Linked DNA regions of Homo sapiens: region 2 is linked to region 1. A link is an interaction called in ENCODE POLR2A ChIA-PET data of the cell type or tissue named here. Cell type or tissue: GM12878. All regions are shown on one strand. Links, peaks and the distances in the headings refer to the core of each region. The heading gives the core; the rest is flanking DNA.

Region 1 (4,391 bases), core at 202-4,201:
GGGATGTGGCGGGGGGTGGAGGAGGAGGGAGGACCCAGCAATCTATGTTTTAACAAGCCCCCCACCCCAGAGGATTCTAACACAAGCTGAAGATGGAGAACCACTCATGCAAGCATTTAGAAAACCTGCCTCTAGGGAGGCCGAGGCGGGCGGATCATGAGGTCAGGAGATCGAGACCATCCTGATTAACACGGTTAAACCCCGTCTCTACTAAAAATACAAAAAATTAGCCAGGCGTGGTGGAGGGCGCCTGTAGTCCCAGCTGCTTGGGAGGCTGAGGCAGGAGAATGGCATGAACCCGGGAGGCGGAGCTTGCAGTGAGCTGAGATCGCAACACTGCACTCCAGCCTGGGCGACAGAGGGAGACTCCGTCTCAAAAAAAGAAAACCTGCCTCCATTTCTGTTTGGGATGATGTAGTAGTTCTGGAAAAAAGACAGTGGCGATGGTCACACAGCACTGTAAATGTGCTTAATGTCCCAGAATTGTACACTTAAAAATGGTTAAAATAGGCCAGGTGTGGTGGTGACTCACGCCTATAATCCCAGCACTTTGGGAGCCTGAGGTGGGCAGATCACTTGAGCCTGGGAGTTTGATACCAGTCTGGGCAACATGGCAAAACCCCGTTTCTACCAAAAAATACAAAAATTAGCCGGGCGTGGTGGTGCGCACCTGTAATCCCAGCTACTCAGGAGGCTGAGGCAGGAGAATCGCTTGAAACTGGAAGGCGGAGGTTGCAGTGACTCCATCTCAAAAAAAAAAAAAGATAAAAAAAAACCCAGCAGTATCCCAGGCACCTAGCTTTACCTTGCCCTGCAGCAGAGGGCCGGGGGAGAGGAGGGAAAGGAGGAAGTTGGCTTGCTCATGGGTCTGTACTCCCAGGCATTCTGAGATAAAGCCCCACGACTCTCAGGTGTGTTTGGCTTGGATTTGGAATGGACTTACTAGAATGGAAAGATTTTCAAAAATAATTATGACAGTAACACCTAAAAATGTATTGAGCATGTACTGTTTTAAGTACATTTATAGTTGAATCTTCACAACATCCTAAAACTATTCTCCCCATTTCGAGAAAGTGAGCCATGGCTCAAGGTCACCCAGATCATTAGGACCATTTGAACTTAAAGCTGTTACTTTAATACAAAGTCATACATGTTTCTCTGTGGGAAACTCAGAAAGTACAGGTTAGAAAAGAGAAGACAGGGAGAAAGGGAATAAAAATTACTTGTAATCTGTTAGGAATAAACATTAGAAACATTATAGTAAATAGTCAAATTTTTATTCTTTGCGTATTAGGGAATTTTGAAATAAAAAATGGACAGCTTCGTAATCTGCCTTTTTACATTGGCACACTAGACTCATCTTTCTATGTCTTTCAGAGCCTTCTGTGTCATTGCCATGTTGAATGGCCATGTGGTGTTCCCCTTGTATAACCTTGTAGAAACCATAGGCTTTTATGGGACATTTGGGTTGTTTCTACAAGAAGACATTTCAACTGGGAAAAAATCTTTTAATCAGGTTGCTGAAATGTCTCAAACTTCCTCCCTGCAATGAGCAGTAACATGGTGGAAGGGCGATCAGCTTTTGGGGGTTGATATTTGCTAATGAAAAGACCCAAGCACCAGGCAACATAGTCTCACGCACATTTATTTCAGGGGCAAACTTTTGGAGGGAAAAGGCTCTCATTTTTATGTGTTGAATCTGAAAATTCTCAACTGAAGACAAAGTAAAAAAAAAAAGTCTCTCAGATTTACCCATCTCACTCCTTAAAAAGAAGAGCTTGATTCCTTGGCAACAAGGAACAAATGTTCCTCAGAATCCCAAGTTATCTCCCACTTCCCAGTTCTGAAGTTACATGCCAGGTAGATCTAGTTAGATGCCAGTACTATTGTTTCTCACCATAGCATCATAGTTCAGAATGAGACTGGCTGGGTTCAAATCCCGACTCCCTCACTTTCTAGCTGTGGGCCCTGTTATTAGCTCACTAAACTCTTGGAGAAGAAGTGCTAAAGATAGAAGCCTGGGTCTCTGAATGACTGTGTGGAGCCAAGACCCCACCTTCCCACCCAATATATGAAAATGTAACTGGAGTGCCTTAAGTCCTTCAGATGTGGGGTAGTTTGCACTGTATGTAGCTAGCATACTCCTGCCTCGGTTTCCCTAACATAGAACTGTTTTGAGCATCAAATGACTTAAGAGTGATGGGAAAGCTTAGTTGCTCCCCACTCCAACTCCAGATATTGACTCTAATAAGGGTAGTCCCCAAATATCTGTAACTTTTATCATGAGCCGGATATGGCTCTGACTCCCAGGAATTCCCCTAAACTCTTCTTGAATATTTTTCAGCCTGAAGCCCTCTTGTGGGAAGCAAGTTTGTCTGCTCCTTTCTGTGAGACGTTCCCAGTCACTGGCTCACCCTGGGAGAGACAGTACGCGTGTTCTAAGCTACCAACAGACTTCCTCAGATGCAGTGAGTCAGTACAAACACACAGGCAAGGTTGAAGAACTCTATGGCCTTCGTCTCTCTTGGCTCAGCCAGGCACAGTTCCTCTTAGCCCAAGACAAAACAGCCTATGCTGTTAAATCAGTGGTTCTACCAGCTTCCAATCATAAAACCAAGGGGCAATAATACATAAAATTGGAACTTATACATTCTGAGTTACAGCTAATTGCAGATGTATCCAAGCTCATTATACATTTATCTACCATTTGTCTGTAAAAGATTGCCTCTACAGTCCTTCCTTCCTTCTTTTCTTCCCCATTCCCCTTCTTTCTTTTGGTGCACAGACCCCTTTGAGAATCTGATGAAAGCTACTGACCTGCCACAGAAAAATGCAGAGATAGAATACTTGACAGAGAATGCTTGACAGACCATTTCAGGTGGTTAGTGGGTCCTTAAAGGTGATTGAGGACCCTCATAGGAGTTATTACAAGTTTGAAATTACCCAACAATTTCATAATGATCCTGACCACTATAATACTTTATTGCTTTGATGACCAGGCAAACATCTAAAAGCAGCATCTAAAAGCATCATTATATGCAGAGACAATTTCTAGAAGTATATACAAGAAATAGCAGATGGTGGCTACGCTCGTATAAGGGACTGGGAGCCTGGAATGAGAGGGAGATGTATATTTTTTCATTGGACATCCTTTTACACCATTTGATTTTTTTATACCATGTGCATATATTAGTTTCCTAATTAAAGAAAAAGAGTTAATGAAAAAGTTATTTAAGTTAAGAACGATCACTACTCATTGTCATTTCCATGCCTGTGATATGGGAAAGGGAGAGTCATCAATGGGGAGGTGGTCAACCTCCTACCAGCAGGGTGAAACCCACATCAGCTGGCAAAGTGAAAGCATCACTCCAGAAAAGACAGATGGTTTCACCGGGTCTTCAACATAGGTCACTGAAGTTCCAAATGGGAGGGGAGGATATTATCAATGTTTCATTAGGTCCCTGCATAGCCCTGGTGCTGGCTGGAGGAACTGGCCCTAACCTCCTAAGTTTAGTCATTTCATATAAAGATAAACATACACTCACATACAAACCCAATAATTCCACTCCTAGGTATTTCCCCAAGAGAAATGAAATCATATGTTGATACTAAAACCTCTGAATGTTTATAGCAGCTTTAATCGTAATCACCAAAAAGTAGACACAATCCAAATATCCTTTTAACAGGTGAAGGGATAAGTAAACTGTCGTCCTGCACATTCATACCATGGAATAAATGCAGTATGGGGAAATCTCAAATGTATTCTTTTTTTTTTTTTTTTTTTTTTTTTTTTTTGAGATGGAGTCTCGCTCTGTCGCCCAGGCTGGAGTGCAGTGGCGTCATCTCGGCTCACTGCAAGCTGCGCTTCCCAGGTTCATGCCATTCTCCTGCCTCAGCTTCCCGAGTAGCTGGGACTACAGGCGCCCGCCACCACGCCTGGCTAATTTTTTGTTTTTTTAGGAGAGACGGGGTTTAACCATGTTAGCCAGGATGGTCTCGATCTCCTGACCTCGTGATCTGCCCGCCTCGGCCTCCCAAAGTGCTGGGATTACAGGCGTGAGCCACCGCACCCAGCCATTTCAAATGTATTCTACTGAGTAGAAGCAGCCAGACTCCAAAGGCACCATACTGTATGATTCTATTTACGTGATATCCTGGAAAGGGCAAAACTATAAGGACAGAAAAAAGATCAGTGGCTGCTGGGGGGTGGAGACAGGAAAGACTACAAAGAGGCAGCAGGAGAGTATTTTGGGGGGTGATGGAACTTTGCTACATCTTGATTGTGGTGGTGGTTACATGATTGCTTGTGAGTCAAAACTCATCGAACTGTGTTCAAATGGAAAATTACATACATATATATAAAATACAATGCTGGGCGAGTATTTTCTTTT
Region 2 (4,391 bases), core at 78-4,077, 70 kb before region 1:
ATGAGCCACCACGCCCGGCCCGATCTGCTTTCTTTTTTCTTTTTCTTTCTTTTTTTTTTTTTTTTTGAGACAGGGTCTCTCCTGTTGTCCAGGCTGGGAGTGCAGTGATGTGATCGTAACTCACTGCAGCCTTGATTTCCCAGGCTCAAGTGTCCCTCCCACCTCAGCCTCCTGAGTAGCTGGGACCACAGCCATGTACCACTAAGCCTATTTTTTTAATTTTTATTTTTAATAGAGATGAGATCTCACTATGTTGCCCAGGCTTGTCTTGAACTCCCGGGCTCAAGCGATCCTCCCACCTTGGACTACCAAAGTGCTGAGATTACAGGCATGAGCCACTACACCTGGCTGGATCCAGTTTCAAGCTCACATTGTTATTGGTAAGATTCGTTTTTTTGAGGGTATCAGAAAGAGAGCCTCAGCTCCTTGCTGGGTATTAGCTGAGCTCACCCTCAGTTTCTTGCCATGTGGGCCTTTCTGGAAGTTGGCTTGCCTCATCAAAGTCAGTAAGAGTCAGTAGACAGAGTCTGCGACTCTGGACCCCCAGTAGACTCTCAATAGAGAGATGGAAGTTATAATCTTATGTAACATAATCACAGAAATTACATCCCATCACCTTTGCTGTATTCTACAGCTTAAAATAAGTTACAGGTCCTGCCCCGACTCAAGGGAGAGGATACCACAGAGGTGTGAACACCAGAGGTAATTGGGCGCCACTGTGTATGTCCGTTGGTATGCATATGTGCACATGTCTATTAGATATAGACCTAGGAATAGAGGTGCTGAGTTGCAGATTCAGCAGATGTTCAGCTTTAAAAGATTCTGACAAACATTTTTCCAAAGCGCTGGTACCAATCTACACCCCCCAGCAGTGCATGAATACTTGAGTCGCAGCACATGCCTTCAAATATTACTCTCCCCTCTCTACTTACAGAAGGAGTTTGACCAGGAGTTCCTTGGAACAGGAGGTCCTAAACCTGGCCCCATGTCAGAATCACTGTTCCTGGGCTGTACCTCCAGACTTTCTGATTGTTGGATGGCTGGGATATAACCTGGAAGCTACACTCCATGTGGTGAAGGTTCTTTGTTGTTCTTTTTGTTTTTCTTTTGAGACAGAGTCTCGCTCTGTCACTCAGGCTGAAGTGCAGTGGCACAGTCTCGGCTCACTGTGACCTCCGCCTCCCAGGTTCAAGCGATTCCCCTGCCTCAGCCTCCCAAGTAGCTGGAACCACAGGCATGCACCACCACATCTGGCTAATTTGTTGTATTTTTAGTAGAGACGGGGTTTCACCATGTTGGCCAGGCTGGTCTCAAACTCCTGACCTCAAGTGATCCGCCCACCTCGGCCTCTCAAAGTGCTGGGATTACAGGCATGGCCCAGTGCACCCGGCCATCCTTTTCTTGTTCACCCAAGCATCCCTGGTGCTCAGAGCAGTACCTGACATGCAGCCAACATTCAATAAGGATTTAAATAAATGAATGAGTTTAGGGGCTGAGCATGGTAGCTCATGCCTGTAATCCCAGCACTTTGGGAGGCTGAGGTGAGAGGATCATGTCAGCCCAGGAGTTTGAACCAGCATAGGCAACATAGACAGACCTTGCTTTTACAAAAAATAAAAAAGTTAGCTGGATATGGTGGCACACACTTGTAGTCTCAGCTACTCTGGAGGCTGAGGCAGGAGGATTGCATCAGCCCAGGAGTTCAAGGCTGCAGTGAGCTATGATCATGCCACTGCACTCCTGCCTGGGTGACTTAGTGAGACCCCCGTCTCTTAAAGTAAATGAATGAAGGAGTTTAGGACTATTGTCCAAGAAGACCTACTGGTGGCCTCAGGGAAGGTGTGAACCACTGAAATTGGGAGGAAGCTTTGATGTGTCTGGGCCTATGTGTATTTTTCTGGAAAGAGGGCCCAGAGCCTTAACCAGACTTCTCCCCAGCAAAGGTTAAGAGCCTCTTTGATTGGACGTGGTCTGGGGTAGTTGATTTATCCTATAAAGAAACAGTTGGGCCTGGGGAAGGAGGCACAGGGGCTGTGTACAAGGCTCTGTGGTGCTTGGCAGGGTTTAGGAAGTGAGAAGAGAGACAGTCTCTGCCTGGGGTGGCTTATAAGCTGACACCCCTGCTCACTTTGTCCTTTGACTTATGGTGGCTCTTTTGGCACATCTAGCCACTGCTTGGCCTCCTGTGCCCTCCCTTGTGTCTGTTTATTGAATAGCAAATTCCAGAAGGCCTTGGTGGCCCTGAGTTTCCATCAACAGCAAGCCAACATGATTCCTACCTTTTGAGAAAGCTGCTTCCAATCAACAGCAGGCCTCCCTGTTGGTCTAGTTTGAGATGACCTCAGCCCTTGTCACCTCTCTGGGTTTCTGGAGGTTTTGTAGCATCTCACTGCCATCTGCATTCTCTTCTCATTTCAACAGTGCTCCTTTTTTTTTTTTTTTTTTTCCTTGAGATGGAGTCTCACTCTATTGCCCAGGCTGGAGTGCAGTGGTGCAGTCTCGGCTCACTATAACTTCTGCCTCCCGGGTTCAAGCAATTCTCCTGCCTCAGCCTCCTGAGTAGCTGGGGTTACAGGTGTGCGCCACCATGCCTGTCTAATTTTTATATTTTTAGTAGAGACAGGGTTTTACCAGGGGTCAGGCTGGTCTCGGACTCCTGACGTCGTGATCTGCCCATGTCAGCCTCCCAAAGTGCTGGGATTACAGGCATGAGCCACCGCGCCTGGCCAACAGTGCTCCTATCTTAGGCATTTTGCTTTTGTTTCAGGTCATCCCCATCGCTCGCTGCTGATCTTCCTTTCTGAGCTGATCAATCCCCTCACGCTGGACATTTCTTCTCAGGTTTCCTCTGAATCATTTTATTTGGTCTAAACATGTCCAGTTTTTCTGCCTTCCTTACAGCACTCAACACAGACTCTCTCTTTTCTCGAGAACAACTGTTCTTTTCTTTCTGATACTTTACCCAAATCCTCACCTTTCACCGTGTTTTCTGACCTCTCCTAAGAACTGATTGTTTTTTGAAACTTAAGTCTCAAAGATTGTCCCTTCTAATCTGGCTCTGAATTTGAATCGTTGTCAAGAAACAAGGGGGACAGTAATGTTCCTGGGTCACTAGGATTCTCAGTAGAAGGGCCGAGTGCTCACCAGGGGCTGAGGGGCTGGGGTTGGAGAGGGAGGGACGTGCTTCCACGTGGGGTGGAGCTTGTGGGGTCAGGAAGGGCTTTGAGAAAAAGGAATCACTTGACCTGGGTCTTGAAGGATGGGTAGGATTTCAGGAGGGAGAGAAGGAAGAGAAAGGCATTGCAGGAGGAAGGAGCAGTGGGAACAAGAGCTGGAAGATGGGGAATGAGGGAGGCTACGCAACCGTGGGACAGAGGGAGGCAGGGCCAGGTGCTGAGACTGCAAACTGAAGGCCACAGTCAGCCTCCATGTTTCTTTGGCTTTCACAGTGTGTTAAAATACTTTCAACTAGTTGATGGAGGATACAGCCTCTTTCTGTGGAGTGATAAAGAGCCTGTATTAGTCCATGCTTATGCTGCTATAAAGAGCTGCCTGAGACTGGGTAATTTATGAAGGAAAGAGGTTTAATTGACTCACAGTTCTGCAGGGCAAGGGAGGCCTCAGGAAACTTACGATCATGGTGGAAGGGGAAGCAAACGCGTCCCTCTTAACATGGCGGCAGCAAGGAGCAGTGCCAAGCAAAAGGGGAAAGCCCCTTATAAAACCATCACGTCTCCAAGAACTCACTCACTGTCAAGAGAACAGCACGAGGGTAACCGCCCTCATGACTCAATTACCTCCCACTGGGTCCCTTCCACGACATGTGTGGATTATGGGAACTACAATTCAAGATGAGATTTGGTTGCAGACACAGCCAAACCATATCAGAGCCCAGTTCAAACTAGCTTCAGCATGAAAGCAAATTAACTGGTTACCGTAAATGAAAAGTCTGCAGGGCTCAAGTGATGTCATCAGACCTCAGTCTCTCTCTGGCTCCTCAGCAATACTTTTGACCACGTGGATCCAACCTCAGACAGAATCTCTGTATAATGGTCCCAGAAAGACTGCTGCAGCTCCAGTCCTTACATCTTCTCAGCTTTGAATCCCAAGGGGATGAGAGAGAATTTTTTCCTAAGATTCTCCCAAAGGCCTCATGGCTTCTCATTTTCTCTGATTGACTCACAGGCCCGTTTCTAAGCCAATTAGTGTGGTCCGGGGGACTGCTGTGCTCTGATTGGCCAAGCTTGAGTCACATGCCCATCCCTGCAGCCGGAGATGGAGTCAACTCAACCAGGAAGAGACTGAGACTGGGCTGAGAACAGGAAAGGGGGTGGTCCCCAAAGGGGAATCATACATAACACCGTAATATTTTAGAAGAAAGGTGAATTGAT

The links. ChIA-PET counts read pairs that join two places held together with the same protein. Peaks named below come from ENCODE experiments on the same cell type or tissue, not always from the same donor. Only the 100,000 strongest peaks of a DNase experiment are listed, where the experiment ranks them.
Region 2: POLR2A ChIA-PET joins it to region 1 with 5 read pairs; 5 of 35 experiments call an interaction of 5 or more read pairs at or near these places.

The regions. Positions count from the first base shown.
Region 1 is chr1:15,166,731-15,171,121 of GRCh38, reverse strand. All of the region lies in intron 1 of TMEM51 (transmembrane protein 51), which reads right to left. The region is part of intron 2 of TMEM51-AS2 (TMEM51 antisense RNA 2); the gene reads left to right. Among named protein-coding and RNA genes, the nearest start is that of TMEM51-AS2, 2.7 kb to the left of the region's middle. RefSeq lists a silencer at 2,425-2,494 and an enhancer at 3,386-3,555. In GM12878, for the core only: no CTCF peak of the experiment used is centred there; a DNase peak (open chromatin) is centred at 2,421; H3K27ac peaks cover 1,196 bases.
Region 2 is chr1:15,236,306-15,240,696 of GRCh38, reverse strand. It overlaps a transcript of FHAD1 not described here. Among named protein-coding and RNA genes, the nearest start is that of FHAD1, 8.7 kb to the left of the region's middle. In GM12878, for the core only: no CTCF peak of the experiment used is centred there; no DNase peak of the experiment used is centred there.